Linked DNA regions of Homo sapiens: region 2 is linked to region 1. A link is a loop called in an ENCODE intact Hi-C map of the cell type or tissue named here. Cell type or tissue: pancreas. All regions are shown on one strand.

Region 1 (8,000 bases):
CTGCTAGAATCATGGCTCATTCACTAATTAAAGGGTATTACACACTTCATTGCACATCAGCTAAGAGCTTGGAATAAGAAAGCTTATGCTAGAGCATTTGCACTGGAGATGCCACTAGATATGCTTCATAGAAAAAGAAATACAGAGAAAAGCCATCCCCTTGTGACATCCCTTCCCCCATACTTAACTTCTCTAATAAGTCAGCCACCGCACTTAAAGAAAGAAGTCACCTAGCATGGTACAATCCTAGATAGAGCCTCAAAAATAAGCCAACTGGAGAGGGATGCACAGCAGAGAAAATGAATAAGAGAAGGCGGGTCAAGTGGCTTCTCCAACAACCACCTGTCCAGGCTCTCTGCCCTCTTCTGGTATGGCAGCCCAATAAGAAGGATGCTTATATCCCAGGCCAAAAAAAGACAGAGGGACAAAGGATGAGTTGGGAGGAGTACTCCTCACTACAAGGTCTTGAGCAAACTCAGCATCATGTTCCCTCTAGTAAAGGCTCAGCATTGCTGCCCACTGTGCCCAGCTGGGGCCAGAGACCAGCCTCCCTGCTGGAGCCTCGTTGGGCTGTCCTGGAGTAGATGCTTTTTCTGATACTCCCTGAACAACTTGAACAGCAGCACTGAGGCTCACCCCCTTTTCAATGATGGGGAAGGTCACACATAGAGGGCCAGCCTGAGGAATGGACACTCAAATAGATTACTCTTGAACTTGCTGAGGACAGCAGATAATGACATGCCACTGACAGAGTAGTAAATATTATCCATAGGCAATTTCACTATTTGGGAAACATTACAAAGAGGTCAAAAGCTCAGGCGAACTTTAAGGCCTGATCTTAAAGACCTCTTGGGACCTCAGCAAGTAAAAAGATGGTCCAAGTATAAAACAATAGCCTGGGGTCAAAAAACATTTACTTCTAAATGGAACTTAGACATGGATTCAGAAGAAGCCACCAGTTGGACATGCAGTCAGGAGGAAGCTAGAGAACTCAACCCAGAGTCTGCTACTTATTACAGTTTCTCTCTGTGTCACCCTCTGTGTCGTCTGTGTGTTCCATGTGTGTTCAGGCAGACAGAGGAACAGCTGAGTGCATTTCCAAGCTGCACGGTGCAGTGGTGAAGCCGAGCGTTGCCAGGCGCTAGAAAGAACGGGGTGGAATATAGTGATGGCTTCAGCCTCCAAGAATAAGGCATTTTCTCTATCTCTCCTCAAGCCACCTAAGACATCATTTGTGCATGACATGTTTTAGGATCCTGTTTGCTGCATTTAGAAGAGCTTCCAATATTACTGGTCCCTTCTCCCAGCTCAGACTGGCTTCCTCTTTAGCATACACTACTGCCGATTTTGCTGTGCTCTTCCTCACAAGGCTTAAAAGGGATAATACAAAACAGCTCCTCCAAGAAACAGAGTTCTAGCACACAGACTGCGAGAGGCAATGCCCCCGGCACTCTGGGCTTTTTCAGAATCAGAGATAGCCAACAGCAATTACAGAGGCTACAGGCAGAGACTGGTTATGGCATTAAAAGAACCTCAGATCAAGAGGCTGGTGAATCCAAGAGGGGGTAGGGAATGGATGCAGCACAGGAAAGGTAAGCAATGTCTTCATTAGGCAGAGGACCCTAGACAAGTGCTGGATCACAGGTCAGCCCCTTCCCAACTGCTATACCTGCTATTCCCAACTTGCAATTGCATTTTGGCTCAACGTTCTGAGACTCAAAAGCTCTCAATCCTCCCTAAGGCAGCTATGGGGGAAGCAGCCACACTGGACTTCTGGAGGGTCCCACAGCCCCTGATACCCAGACGTGCCTGGCAGCAAACAGTAGTCAGCAGCTGCTGTATGACCTATTATGCCAAGTTATGCCTAGCAGCCCACTAACTGGAGAACCCTGGCAGCAACAGTGCTCCTCTCGTCCTTTCCTCTCTGCCCCTCCAGTAAGCCCCATCCTGAACGTAAGCCACATCCCCCTCCGCTTTTCCTCTTTACTCAGCTCCACACTCCTCCCCCAGGCTTTCCATTCCCACAGCTGTTCGCCCCCTCCCTGCACCCCTCCTCCTGCATCCACGTCGTTAAGTGATTATACAGAGAGAAAACCGAGCCTTTGAGTTTCAAGCCAAAGCTCCCAGACAAGGCAGCCGGGACTGGTTCACCCTCACAGGCATCTCCCTGACCCTCTTGCACACGTGCCTCCGCCCAGACCCTCCTCTCTGCCCAAGCACTCTGAACATCTCTTGGCTTCAACCTGCCAACAGATCAGATGGAGCCCTGGGGTGCCCGGCCTCTCCTCTCCCCACATGGAGCTTAGAATTCACACAAGGAAAGGAAGCAAGGAGACTTCCACACCTCTGCAGCATCACCTGCTCCAGCAAGCTCCCAAAGCCACCGGAGCCAGCCAGACTGCCTGGGCCCCACACCCCCTTCTCTGACGGCTTTAGCTCCAGCCCAGCCCACAGGATGCAGTGCCTGATGCCACTTCCGAGCAGAGAGAGACACACACGCACACGCACACGCACACACACACAGAATGCCACCTCGTCAATGACAAGCTGTTCCAATCACACAGCTCGGACACCAAGCGGACCGGACAACGGACAGCCCAGGCCTCCTCCCTCTGACTGGGAGGAAGCCAACTGAGCACGTCTGGGGAAGTGATCCCCCACCGCAAGCCCCCCACTCACCCTCCATATTTGATCTGACAGCAGTGCTCTATCCTGGCCGGTAGCCTTCCCTGCAACCAGCTCGCACAACTCTGACCAACTACCCTCGTGGCCTTCAGGTGAGGCACTGCTCTCTCTCCTGTCCCAAAGCACAAGGAAACCCCAAACCAAGCAGGAGACCACCGGCGCACCACTTCTCCAGAGGACCAGACAGAGTGAGCTGAAAACCAAGTACTCACTGTGGTGAAGTCTTGGTGGCCGCACTCCTGCCCTTTGAACTTGCAGTAGAGCATCATATCCTTCAGGTCATGGCCCACACGGTGCAGGAACTCCAGCATGCTGAACTGCTTGGGTTTGTAGTGCTTGAAGTTGGCCTTCTGCCGCAGGGCCTCCAGCACGGAGGGGTCAGCCAGATGGGGGTCCGGGATCTGCAGGTTGACATCCAGCAGGGCCAGCAGCTCCCCAGCATGGTACAGGTCATTGGTGGTGAGCCTGGAGAACCGGAAGCCATTCAGGTTACAGAGGGTCACAGCTGGGAAGACCAGGCTTTGAGCCACCACTTCGTCCACCTTAGTGACATGCTGGTAGGAGAAGTAGTAGGACACCCTCTCAGAGCTCTCCACCAGCAGCAGGCCCAGAGAGCCCACGAAGGCCACTGCCCACAGCACACGCCGGATGGTCAGCGGCCCATACACGAAGATGTGGCGGATGCCATGGAGGGTGGAGGTGTTGGCAAAGATCTGGATGCTAGAAGGTTGCAGGCTGCCCTCACTGGGGCTTTCCTTGAGGTCCATCGGGACCCCGTGCAGTTCCGCAACTGGCTTCAGGTTGATCGAATTTCAGAGAAGAGCTCCCAGTCCTCGGGCTCTGCTTAAACCTTGACGTTCAGGGGAGAGAACGCAAGGCAAGCATCGCGCCAGATGCTGTGAGTTTATCCTGAGAGCCCAGCCGCACGCTGACAGGGGTGAGTGTTTATATAAAACCCATTCAAACTCTAGCTCTTGATTTTTTCCAGGCGATAAGGAGGGCTGGTTTTATTTAGGGAGACACCAAGGTGATGTGGAAGAGATGTGGGTGGGAAGGGAGAGCTTAGCCAATGGAAATAAAGTCCTCCCCCCTACACACGCCACTAGAGACAAGATTAAAAGCGAGAGCGAGAGAGAAAATGCTTAAAACAAGTCGCTGAGCAGCTCGGAGCCTGTTAACCAGCGCATAATGCCCCATGTTAACCATCCTGGGGGATGTCAGGGCGGCCACGCTGATGCACTGCGGTCGGGCGCAGCGGCACAGCCTTCAGAGCCGCCGCCGCTCGGTTCCTTTTCCCATGATGTTTTGGACTCCGAATGCCGTTTCTCGCCGCCGGCCTCCGTCCCTCCTCTCCTCCTCCTCCAGGCCCCCTTTTGTGGGCAGAATTCCAAATGCCAGCGGCCGCTGCTAGCACCGGGGAGAGGAGGCAGCGCGCGGCGCGGAGAGGCGAGGACCGGTATCTGGAGACTGGGGACGGAAGCGGGGAGCTCAGACCGGGATCCATTCTCTCCTCGCCTCCTGGGAAAAAAGGGACAACCCCCAGGTCACAAAGCCTGCCTGCTTCCCCCGCCCCAGCTCCCTGTCCCTGCTAGGCTGCCTTGGGGGGAAGGGCAGGGCGGGGGAGAAGGGCTGGTGGGGGCTGGGGACTTTCTCCAAGTTTTCTTTTTAGCCTTTTTTGAAGGTAGCTAGTGGGGGCTTCTTCGAGGGTTGACATGACACCCCGCCCCCCAGGTGGCAGGAAGACAGTGCTAAACTCCTAGGAGCCAGGTGTGAGGTTGGAGGCGGCATTCCTTTGCATCAATGTCAGGGATCCCAGGTTAGACCCAGCCTGGGATCTCCAGAGGGGAGAATGCTAAAAATGCAGAAGGAAGGGGGCGATCCAAACCCACAGTGCCTCTGATGCAGACAGCGAGGGGGCATTCTAGGAGAGCAGCCAGGAGCCCCTCCTGAGACAGAAAAGCCAAGTTGCCCCTGGAGCCTCAGAGAAGGAGCAACAAGTAGTCGCCTCCCCCACCGCCACATAGCTGTCGGGAGAGTCTGTATTTGAAAGAGAAAGGCAACTGGGACTCCAGGTGGGACTGGCTGCATACCATTCCATTTGGGCAGTGTGTGTGTGTGTGTGTGTGTGTGTGTGTGTGTGTGTGTGTGTGTGTATTCTGATCCTGGATTTGTCAGATGGAAGTACATTTGGGCAGTGTGTGTGTGTGTGTGTGTGTGTGTGTGTGTGTGTATTCTGATCCTGGATTTGTCAGATGGAAGTACAGCCGGAACTATAGGTGGGAGCAAAGAATTAGCCTTTCCGCTGCCTACCTCTTTTTTCCTGAAACTCCACTGGCAGTCAGCTCCTGCTAGCAGGTGAGTGTGGCTCGCCCTATTGGCCCATGCCAGAGCTCAAATGGCTAGAACCTACTGAATCAATGGTGCTAAATTCCCATCAGAAGGAAGGGAACAGAAAGTCTGAGTGGCCATCCCAAGCCACACTGCCAAGCTGGGGCAGAGCCACATGGAGTCACCTTGATGAGCCAAGCTCTCATCTTCAGGGCTTTCCAGGCTTAAATCATACTCCTTGGACAATGTTGGAAAAGAAGGCAGCTGAGGGCACGTCCCTCTAGGTTTAGCTCTACTCTGAAATATGTTTTCATTCCATCTGGACCCCTGCTAAACTAGGTCCACTGACAAAAACATCCAGGTGCACTCTGAAGCAACCTGTAGCATTAAATCAGTGGTTTATTGATCCTGGGAGCTCAGAGAACAGAAGCATCACAAGCAAGCACAATGGCAAAGATTGATAAACTTCACATATTCGTTAACCAAGAGGTCCTGGACTCCTAGGATAGGACACAGGTTTTTAAAGCAGGAGGACCAAAATTAACAAAGGTCTACCATGTGTCAGGACCTGTGTGAGGGTGTCATATCATCTTACTTATCCCTCTTAACTATCTTGACAGGTACATGTTCTTGTTATTATCCCTATTGTACAGGTGAGGAAGCTGGGGCTCACAAAAGTAAAGTGCTGTGTCCAAGTTACAGTTAGTGGTGTCAGAGGTGGGACTTGAACTCAGGCATATTTGTCTCCAAAATGCAAGTTGTTAAAGCAGATCCGGAACACTTCTTCCCAAATTTAGGAAAGGAGCAGTCCTTTCTATGCTTTGTCCCTGATTACACACACACACACACACACACACACACACACATCAGTTCCTCACTTGTATTAAACATCTCTATGCCTTTTTTTCTACCACACCACATCTCTGTTGTCCTTTTTTTTTTTCCCCAGCTCCAGGCCCTCTCCTACAGGAAGACTTCCTGGATTAATCTGCTAATCTTCAGCTCATCCACCTGTTTAATAGGTATGTTGGCCTCTAACTCTATACCAGGCACTGTATGGTTTTGGGGAAACAAAAGTAAATGAGATACATGTCCTGCCTTTGATAACTCAAGGATCAGCGGGGGAGGAGGCAGAGAGATAGGTACACACACAAGTCCCTGCTCCATGGTGTGGATAGCGAGAGAAGCAACATGGCTCATGGGTTCCTGGGATTAGCACTGCCCAGCTGGAAATCATGCTGCTCCATATCTGTTCATGTTCCTTCCACCTCCAGCCCTCTCCCAGGCTGTGTTCCGCCCTCCTCCCCAGCAGCCCAGATCTGTTTTCCCCATGAAGCCTCTTCTTTTCACAGGATCATATTTTCTCTCAGTTCGTGTCCCAGACATGTTTTCTCATGTGTGCCGAGATGGGTCTCAGAGTTGCTCTAATTGCTCCTTTCCCATTTAGACTCTTTGACTGCTTACCTCTACCCTTCGCCATTTGTTTGTTTTGAGGATTACAAACATAACGTGATGCTCTGTGACCTTGGGGGAAGTGACTAAACTTCTCTGAACTTCAGTTTCCCCACCTCCAAAATGATGGAGCTTAGAATGCCTGCCTCACAGAACTTTTGTGCAAATGAAACGAGATATAGATTATAAAGTGTCTGGTACAATTTAGACACTTAGCAATTGACACTTTCTCTTGATGACTACGAAGAGAACATTCGTTTTTGATGTTGGCACTCTCTTACAGGTGATTGGAGAACCATTTATAGCTCTAGAAGACATCATTTGCCCAGAGCAGTGTTTACCTGTTAGTGTCACCATCCCTTCCTGTAGGCCAGTGTCAAACACACTCCTCACACTACTCTGCTTCCTGTCCATGGCCTTAAGGTCTTCTCAAGGTCTTCTGAAGCAGCTCTTGACTAAAGCTTTCCAAGAGGGTGAGGCGATTTAGGGTGGGAAGGGGGGACTAGAAGAGAATAGCTCTAATGGTGCATTTCACAGCCGGGCACTTGGCTCTGTGCTTGACATTTGGCGGACATTATCAGTAACTCTGAGAGGAGGGTATTGCCAAGCCCATTTTACAGATGAGAAAGCTGAGTACAGAGAAAAAAGCTAACTTGCCCAGGGTCCCTCAGCTGAAAAGTGGCAGAGGGCTTAAATGTCAAACCCAAGTGTGTCTGAGTCTGAAGGGTGTGGTCCACAAACTCAATAGAAATGCTTCAACGAGACCTCAATAGCACAGACCATGATGGCAACAGTCTTGAACAGGAACTGAATTATAGAATATTCTTTAAGAAATACTGCTATAACATTTTCTATCACATGTAGCAATTCAACTTGATGGCTAATAAAACGTTTCCACATATCTTCTTAAAAACACTCTTTAATTGATAATACTCACTCGCAGTTAGCAGTATGGTTTACATAAAGGCATCAGATATTCTATCATTCTTAAAAATGCTTTTGTGTTATTCAGTTGGTTAAGCATTCCCCTCTTCAATCAGGTTTACAATACCTATTTGCTTGGCACTAGTGGTAACAGAGATTGGTTTTAGAGTGGGTCAATTTGGCCCAGATTTGTAAGCATTGACCTAATTGTGTATAATTATGGTCTTTTTGGTGAAGTGTATGACAAGACATTAAAGAACTTTTCAGACAAACTCATTTGCAAATCAGGCAGTTTAACCCCCTATTAGACCACATGCCCATATTTCTGCTGTGGCAAATTTATTCACTTATGAATGAAGTCAGGAATTAATTAACTTTCTATGACCCTGAAATTGCTACTCTGAGACGCAAGGAGGGGGACCCTCTTCTAACCCTGGGGAACCTAAGGCCAGTCCTGAGCCTGGTTTCTGGGGAGGGTTAGAAGCTCAGGGTGCAGCCTCCTGCCTCTGCAAAGAGTAACAGGCAGGAGAGTTAAGGAAACTGAGATCTACAATCAGCTCAGCTCGAATGCTAATTTGCTACTTAACATGTGCTAGGTACATGCCATGGCC
Region 2 (8,000 bases), 380 kb before region 1:
AGCAAAACATTTTCCAGAAATTCCTAGCAAACTTCTTTTATATCCCATTGACCAAAATTGTATGACATAGCAACACCTTGTTAAATGGGAGTTTGGAGACATACACACTTTAATTGGGCTCATTTCTGCCACTCAAAATGACTAGAATTCTGCTAGTAAAGAAATGGAGTCTGAATATTGTGCAGGAAACCAGCAGTGTCTGCAACATGTACCATCCCTAGACTGAATATCTTTATGGTCAGTTCCAGCCAAGTCAGCCATAGGATAATTCAGCAAATTTACTTCTTTTCGGGTACAATGATGAATTTTTCAATGACTGTGCAGTCCCTGGTTCATGAGGGATCCTTAACAGGTATTTGGTGTGAGGGAACCCAGGCCAATGCAACAGTCCCTAGTAGTTTAATCCAGGAGGACAGAGTATCCAAAAGAGACATATCCTGAAGAGCAATGCTCAGAAAGCCATGGAGTGACCTGAGCATACTGTGCAAGGCTTGGAAGCGATCCCATCCGGGCTTGGGAGAGACAGGAGAGGGATAACATGGAGAGTTCTGAAGAACAGGGAGGGTTAACTTTGTTTGCCAAGTGAGACTCCATGATGGTCAGAGCTGGCTGGGAGGCTACTGCAGCCTCCTCACATTACAAATTGGGAAACAGAGTTCCAGTGAGACAAAGAGAGCTGTTTCAAGTTGCATGGCAAGTTCACTACAAAACCAGAGTAGAACCCATATTCTGACTCCCAGGCACAGAGGATGCAGCAGTACACTGGGACTCAGCATCTGCCTTCATGGGCTGACACTCTGGGAGTATGAGTGGTAAGATACTAAAGCTGATTAACATGAAGTATTTCTTGACAGCTGGAAGAATTATGTGAATGAAGAGTACGTGAGCAAATAACAGGAGATCTGTAGGTGCGAAACGAATGAAAGGATAAAGTTTGAGCTGAGATCTAAAATCTGTGTGGGAGTTAAGCAGGTATCTACAGCAGGGTCCCATAGTGTGCATCTGTGTGTGGTGAGTGATGTGCGTGTGTAATGTGCATGTGTATGTGCTGTGTGAGCACATGTGCATGTTTGTGGTATGTGTGTGTGGTGAGAAAGTGTCCCTGGCAGAGGGAACTGAGTCTGTATGATGCTGCAATTCTTTGTCCACCTCCTCCTGACAGTGAGTCTCATGTAAGCTCAGCTCTTCCACTCTCTGTGCTGTCCTTGGGGCTCTGACCTTCAGTGATTCCTATAGGGTTGGTGTTATAGACTGAATGTCAGACTGGACGCTGTGGCTCACACCTGTAATCCCAGCACTTTGGGAGGCCGAGGAGGGTGGATCACCTGAGGTCAGGAGTTCGAGACCAGCTTGACTGACATGACGAAACACCGTATCTACTAAAAGTATAAAAATTAGCCGGGTGTGGTGGTGCACACCTGTAGTTCCAACTACTTGGGAGGCTGAGGCAGGAGAATAGCTTGAACCAGGGAGGCGGAGGTTGCGGTGAGTCAAGATCATGCCACTACACTCCAGCTTATGTGACACAGCAAGACTCTGTCTCAAAAAAAAAAAAAAAAAAAAATAGACTGAATGTCTGTGTCCCTGCCTAAATTCATATGTTGAAATCCTAACCCTCAAGGTTATTGGTATTAGGAGGTGGGGCCTTTGGGAGGTGAGTAGGTCCTGAGGGTGAAACCCTCATAATTGGGATAGCCCCTTATAAAAGAGACCTCAGGGAACTTCTTCATCCTGTCTGCCATGTAAGGTTACAGCAAAAAAATGGCAGCCTATGAGCCAGGAAGCAGGCTTTCACCAGACACCAACTCTGCTGGCATCTTGGTCTTGGTTTCCAGCCTCTAGAATGATTGGTTGTTTATAAGCCACCAGTCTGTGGTATTCTGTTTCAGGAGTCCGAACAGACTAGATGGTAAGGTTGCCAGATAAAATACAGGATGCAGAGTTACATTTGAAATTCAGATAGACAACTGCTACAGGGCTGCTGGCCTTGGGCCTGGAACTCCTCGCTGTCACCCACACCTGGCCCTCTGTGAATCGAGGCCAAAGGAGGGAAGCAGGGGCAAGCAAACACACAAAGGCCGGGGGGTCCAGTGTGGTGCTGAGTGAGTTCCTGGTCTGGACTCGGAGGCCTGAGCTCTACCGTGGCTTTTTCACACCCTCGCTCTGTGACTTTAGGCAGAGCACCTAGCTGGGCTTCGGGCTTCGTGATAGAATTTGAGTTTTCGGATACTCTCTACTTTATTCGTTAGCACAGGAATGCCATTTTTATAAATAATAATAATAACAATGGCCATTGCCACTGGCTTAGTGTGGCCCTTACATCTTTCGCTGGGTGACCTCCCATCTCCAGCCTCGCTCCCTCCATCCTGAGCACCGTGTGACCCTGTGTCTCCCCTTCCGAGCCCTGCGATGGCTTCCCATTACCACCAAGCCGATGTCTGCCTCTTGGGCATGGCATCCACAGCCCATGTAAGCTGGCACCAAGCCAATGTCTGCCTCTTGGGCATGGCATCCACAGCCCATGTAAGCTGGCGCCCGCTGATCCCCTTAGGGTCACCATCTTCACCACCTATTCATTTTCTATCCTGTAATTCCTGAATTCCCTGAGCTTCTCAGAATGAATGGCACTTCTGCCCCTCTGGGCTTTTGCCTGCATCCTATCTGCCTGAATCGTTAAATGAATGAATGAATGGGGAAAAAGAGCATGTGTATAAGCCATAATGGCTTCCAAAACTATTATCACCAGCCTTCATCACAGAATAATTTAATTGGTTCCTCATGATGGGTCATGATGAAGGCAGCCAGGAGTATCTTGGGATTCTGGTGTGAAGTTGCAGGGACTTCTTTTGGGGCTTAATATGATTGATGTGATACAAGCCCTGGAAATGAGGCTGCCAAGGAAAGTCCCCACCTCCCTCCCAGCCCACCAACCCACCATGACACATCTGTTTGAACAACTGGGCTGCAGACTGAGCTCAAGCAAAAGTCATGTGGGAACCTGGTTCTAGTGCACAGAGAGGTTTGACAAATTGCCATTTGGACACCTGAATTCAGCCTGCTGTGCGGTAACTGAAGGGATGCTTCCTGGCTTCCTATCTTTGACTAGAAAATGAATGTCCAGGTTAATTATAAGCTGGAAAAAAGATTACCTGATGCATAATGTCCTTTGTGATGTTATTAAAAGTCCTCCCAGGTAGCAGGTGTGCGGTTATTATCGTAACAAGACAATGGGGTGGCACCAAGTGCTTCTCTCCTTCCTCAAAGTGGACCTTGATGACACCTCTTGCAGGAAGCCTTCAGTGATTACCTCTTGACTTCCCATTGCCCTGCACTGACTCAGCTCAGCCCTGCTGACTCTCATTTCCTTATTTCCACGATGGGCTGTGTGTCAATGTGGCCCTTCTCAGGATAGCACTATCAATGACCTTACTCGTGGGCCTTCCGCTGGGAAATAGGAGGAGGCTGTGTGTCCTCAATGTCCCCTTGGTATCACTGCTGATTCACTGAGCTACCTTGTGAGGGGATGCACTCATCTCAAGCCCATCTCCTCTTTTCTAAAATGGAGGTGAGTTGCTCCTGTCTGAGATCTCAGGGGGAATTGAAAAGAGTTTGGAGATCCTCTGTGAATACTTATAAAAAAAGCTCTTGCTTCAAAACTAGAAGCATGAGTGTAAAAAAGAAAAATATGGATGCTGAACACACTGGAACCAATACATCCAAAAGAACACAGTCCTTGTCAAAGTCGTGCCTGTACCAGCCACACCTCATCCCCTGCCCTTGCTTGCTTACCAGGCTTTGAGAAACACCTTTTAGCTAGTTTATCAGCAGATAGGCAAAAAAACAATTTTGTGCCTTGGATTCATACCTTTAAAAAAACCCTCAAATCCCATTATCCATTGGATGATTTGGCCCAGAAAGACTGTTTCTGAAAATCAAATTCACCTCCTGGGGATAAACACTTGTCACCACTGAGATAATTCAAGAGCTTATCTCCCCATAAATTTATTCTCCTCCCTCAACAGGCGGCCTGATATCATAGAAGGAGTTTTAGAATCAGACCAGAATTCTGACTTCTTCACTTCTCTACTGGGTAGCATTGGGCAAGTGACTCAACCTCTCTGAGCCTCGACGTCCTCTCCAAGATAAGATGGGAAAGAGTAACTAAACGCACAGGGTATTGATGCACGTTAAGTGAGATAATGTCTAGACTGCATAGTGGATACTCATGAAGTATTAGTCTCTCTCTTCTTCCCTTCCTCTGAATCTCACCAAGCTGGCCCCTACTGGGTAGCAATAGGGGCAGGGCGCCTAGGGTATTCTAACTTATGCTATGTTTAAGTCATCTTGTCCTTATTTTGCTCATCCCCCTCCTGGCATCTTAAGTGCAGGGCCTTACTCATGTCTGTATCCCTTACAGTGCTAGTGTGGTGCTTGGCACATAGTAGGTGCTCAAAAAATCTGTTTCATTGAGTCAAATATGTCATAGGGGCCCAGACCACTTTTAATAGAAGAATAAGCCATGCAGGACGGCCATGCAATCAGAAGGATGCCATTCCAGGGTAATAAGTAACTATTGGCAGTCATTTTGTAAACACATTTGGCTTCCCAGGGTGTCTGCTTTGAACCTCTTAGAATTCTGTTAAGTTCTGTTGTTCCTTAAAAAAAAGATTAACTCTGCCTGGGGTGCAGTTCTTCAGCTGCCCTCCAGATGGCGGTGTTCAACACAGATTTATCTCAACCGCTCAAGCCCCTGGGAACTCAACACAAGAAAAAAAAAATCTCTGTTTTATTATCAATGCATTAAGAATGAATTTATCATCCCGGCTCAGCAAAAGTCTAGTTATTCTGTAAGAAGCTTTATCCCTAGCTAACGTGCAGCTTAATCAGTTCAGTTAGATACAAAGCCAGCTAGGGCTTTTGTCCCGTGTTCAGAATGAATAACCTAGTGCTCTCAGAAGTTTCAGCTTTCCTGGCAGACAAACCTAAGAAACTTAGTTTCTCTCCGGGATCCTTGGGCTGGGGGTTGTGGGGAAAGTGTGGGAGAAATAATATATGCAGAAAGTTCTATATCCTGAAGTGAGGGGGAGGGATGATGGATTATCCCGCAAAGGGGTTTTAGTGGGATAATAATAACAACAGCAAAACAACAGCAGCAGCAACTAAGGTTCACTGGATGTTTACCGCATGCCAAGCACCACTCAAATGCCTGACTATTCCAACTCATTTAATCTTCGCACAACCCTATGTGGCAGGGACTCTTGCTATCATAGTTTTATGGATGATGAAATTGAAATCTAGAGAGTGAGTGAATTGGACATTGTCCCATACCTAGTGGGTGACAGAAGTAGCATTTAGACCCAGGTCTGGCTACAGAAGCCTTTTTTTTTTTTTTTTTTTTTGAGACAGAGTCTCACTGTGTTGCCCAGGCTTGAGTGCAGTGGCATGATCTTAGCTCACTCCAACTTCCACCTCCCAGGCTCAAGCAATTCTCCTTCCTCAGCCTTCTGAGTAGCTGGGAACACAGGTGCCCGCCACCATGCCTGCCTAATTTTTGTATTTTTGGTAGAGACGGGGTTTTGCTATGTTGCCCAGGCTGGTCTTGAACTCCTGACCTCAAGTGATCCTCCTGCCTTGGCTTCCCAAAGTGCTGGGATTACAGGGGTCAGCCACCACACCTGGCCTGGAAGCTATGGTCTTAACTGCCAGGCTATGCTGCCTCCCCTGGGTGGCAGACCACAAGTGGGCTGAGGATATATACTCCATACTTCTGAACATCTTGAACCACCAATGCCCACCCCATTGTAGCCACAGTGTTCCCTAGCCCACAAGCAAGAGCAAGAAGTAGAAAAGCCCAGTGCAAACCCATCCCTGTCTTGGGGAAACAGTGCAAAGCACACACTACACCTACTCCAGGTGTAATAATATAGGTTGTTGGAAGAACACCCAAGTTTTACAGCCAAAGGGACCTGAGTTTGAATCCCTATCCAGTCAATTTCTTGGATGAGTTACTTAACACCCTAGAATCTCAAATAGTAGGTGCAGTCCAAAGGTGGGAAAATCCGGCAGTTGCAAACTCTCAGGAATCAGCAGTTATGTGGCGGGCACTGTCCCCAGAACCCAGGTACCAGGAGTCAGCTCAGGTTCTGCTCCCAGGCAGTGGAGGACTCTGAGCAGGGAAGGCGGGAGGGCCCTTCAGGGAGCAAGACCTGGTCTGCCAGGGTGGTCATTGACTTAACAGTGAAGTGCTTTTGTGTCACTCAGCCTAGATATGACTCTTGGGCTCTTCTCTTTATCAGCCATATGACCCAGGCCAAGTTGTTTAGCTGCTCTGAGCCTCAGTTCTCTCATCCATAAAATGGATGTGATAAGTTAATGTGTGTGAACAGCTTGGCACAGGGCCGGGCTCAGGCCATGTGAGGATCGGGGGTAATGAGCATGCAGAGGCATGATGATGAATCGTATCCTGAAAGGAAACTCAAGGCATACAGAGGGTCGCCATCACTGGGTTGGTGTGGAGGGGGATGGGGGTGGTTCCCTTATCCTAAACCTTTCTCCCAGCCCTGCTTCCCAAAGTGCCCGCGTTTAATGTTTGCTAACAGCCACGCAGCTTAATCTTCACTGCCTGCTGCTTTCCTGTTAGAAATGACCAAAGCTTTGCCCCTGTGGCCACTGGACCATGCTAAAGAGCCCGAGACGCCTCTCCACAGCATTTCTGAGTGGCTGGCTACGTGTCTTTTTGTTTTGCTCAGGTGTCTGTGTGTGCATTTCTTGGAATTGCTTTCTGGAACACTAAGATCAATATTGTCTCTAACATTGGTCTTGAGAGATGCTGGGGACAGCGCAGGATGATGGAGTGGGTGGGATTGGGAGGCAGACATAGAGGGGTGAGGTAGGGTGAACAGTCACTTCCATCGAGCCCATTCACCAAAAGTGGATCCTTGCCACCAGTGTTGTAGTAACAGTAATGCATTTGGACATGATAGTCATGAAAACCATGATGGAAAGGCTTTCAAGGACACAGAGCGAACACAGGAGTCAGCCCTGCTCCACATAGAATTAAAGCATCTGAAGTCAGCTGTGAGACAAATGGAGAAGGTGGCCCTTGAATACTGCTCCTTTCCCCCACCGCTGACAGTCTTTGCTGTCCCCACCTCCCCTTCCTGATTTCCCAGTCTCCCACATAGGAGCAAGGGGCTTTCCATGGACCCAGCCTTAAAGACATAATAAGGCATCCTTGATTCTTCCTTTACCTTCCTATAACACCCTGTTCGTCAGAAATTCCTTTTGACTCCACTTGTAGATATAACTTGAGTGCCTCCCATTTCTTCTTCTCTGGCCCAGCTCAAGCCACCGGTGGCTCTCTTATAGATTTCTGTAGGAACCTCCCCTGCATGGTCTCCCTGCCTCCAATCTGGCCTCTTGCAATGCATTCTCCCACAGCAGGCAGACTGGCTTTTATATATTCCAGATAGAAGTTCTTTGTCTGATCGGTGGTTTGCAGATATTTTCTCCCAGTCTGAAGCTTATCTTTTCAACCAGGGTCTTTTGTAGAGCAAACATTTTTAATTTTAATGAAGTCCAATTTATACATTTTTTCTTTTACAGATAATACTTTTGTGTATGTCCAAAAACTCTGCCTAGCCCTCAGTCCTGGGGCCTTTATCTTATTTTTTTCCCCTATAAGCTTCAAAGTTTAACATTTTTACATTTACATCTGTGGTCCTCTTTGAATTAGTTTTTGTAAAGTATAAGGTTTAGATTGAAGTTCCTTTTTTTTTTTTTTGCCCATTGCTCAATTTCCATTTGTTAAAAAGATTATCCTTTCTGCATTGTAGAGTGATCTTTTAAAAATATAAGCTGGCCAGGCATGGTGGCTCACACCTGTAATTCCAGCACTTTGGGAGGCCGAGGCAGACTCTTTGAGCTCAGGAGTTGGAGACCAGCCTGGCCAACATAGCGAAACCTTGTCTCTACTAAAAAACACAAAAAATTAGCTGGGC

What was found. Hi-C counts contacts between places; a loop is a spot of excess contacts. Peaks named below come from ENCODE experiments on the same cell type or tissue, not always from the same donor. Only the 100,000 strongest peaks of a DNase experiment are listed, where the experiment ranks them.
Region 2: it touches region 1 in a loop (4-fold over the local background); 67 of 110 quality-filtered maps call a loop at or near these places.

What each region holds. Positions count from the first base shown.
Region 1 is chr17:34,153,081-34,161,080 of GRCh38, forward strand. LOC105371735 (a long non-coding RNA gene) reads left to right here and starts at 2,519. Exons shown (of 4, transcript NR_188344.1): 1 at 2,519-3,622; 2 at 5,963-6,035. It also overlaps a transcript of ASIC2 not described here. RefSeq lists a silencer at 3,547-3,705 and an enhancer at 4,005-4,559. In pancreas, no CTCF peak of the experiment used is centred here; a DNase peak (open chromatin) is centred at 4,081; H3K27me3 peaks cover 2,610 bases.
Region 2 is chr17:33,774,590-33,782,589 of GRCh38, forward strand. It overlaps a transcript of ASIC2 not described here. Among named protein-coding and RNA genes, the nearest start is that of ASIC2-AS1, 220 kb to the left of the region's middle. In pancreas, a CTCF peak has its summit at 4,701 (motif pointing right); no DNase peak of the experiment used is centred here.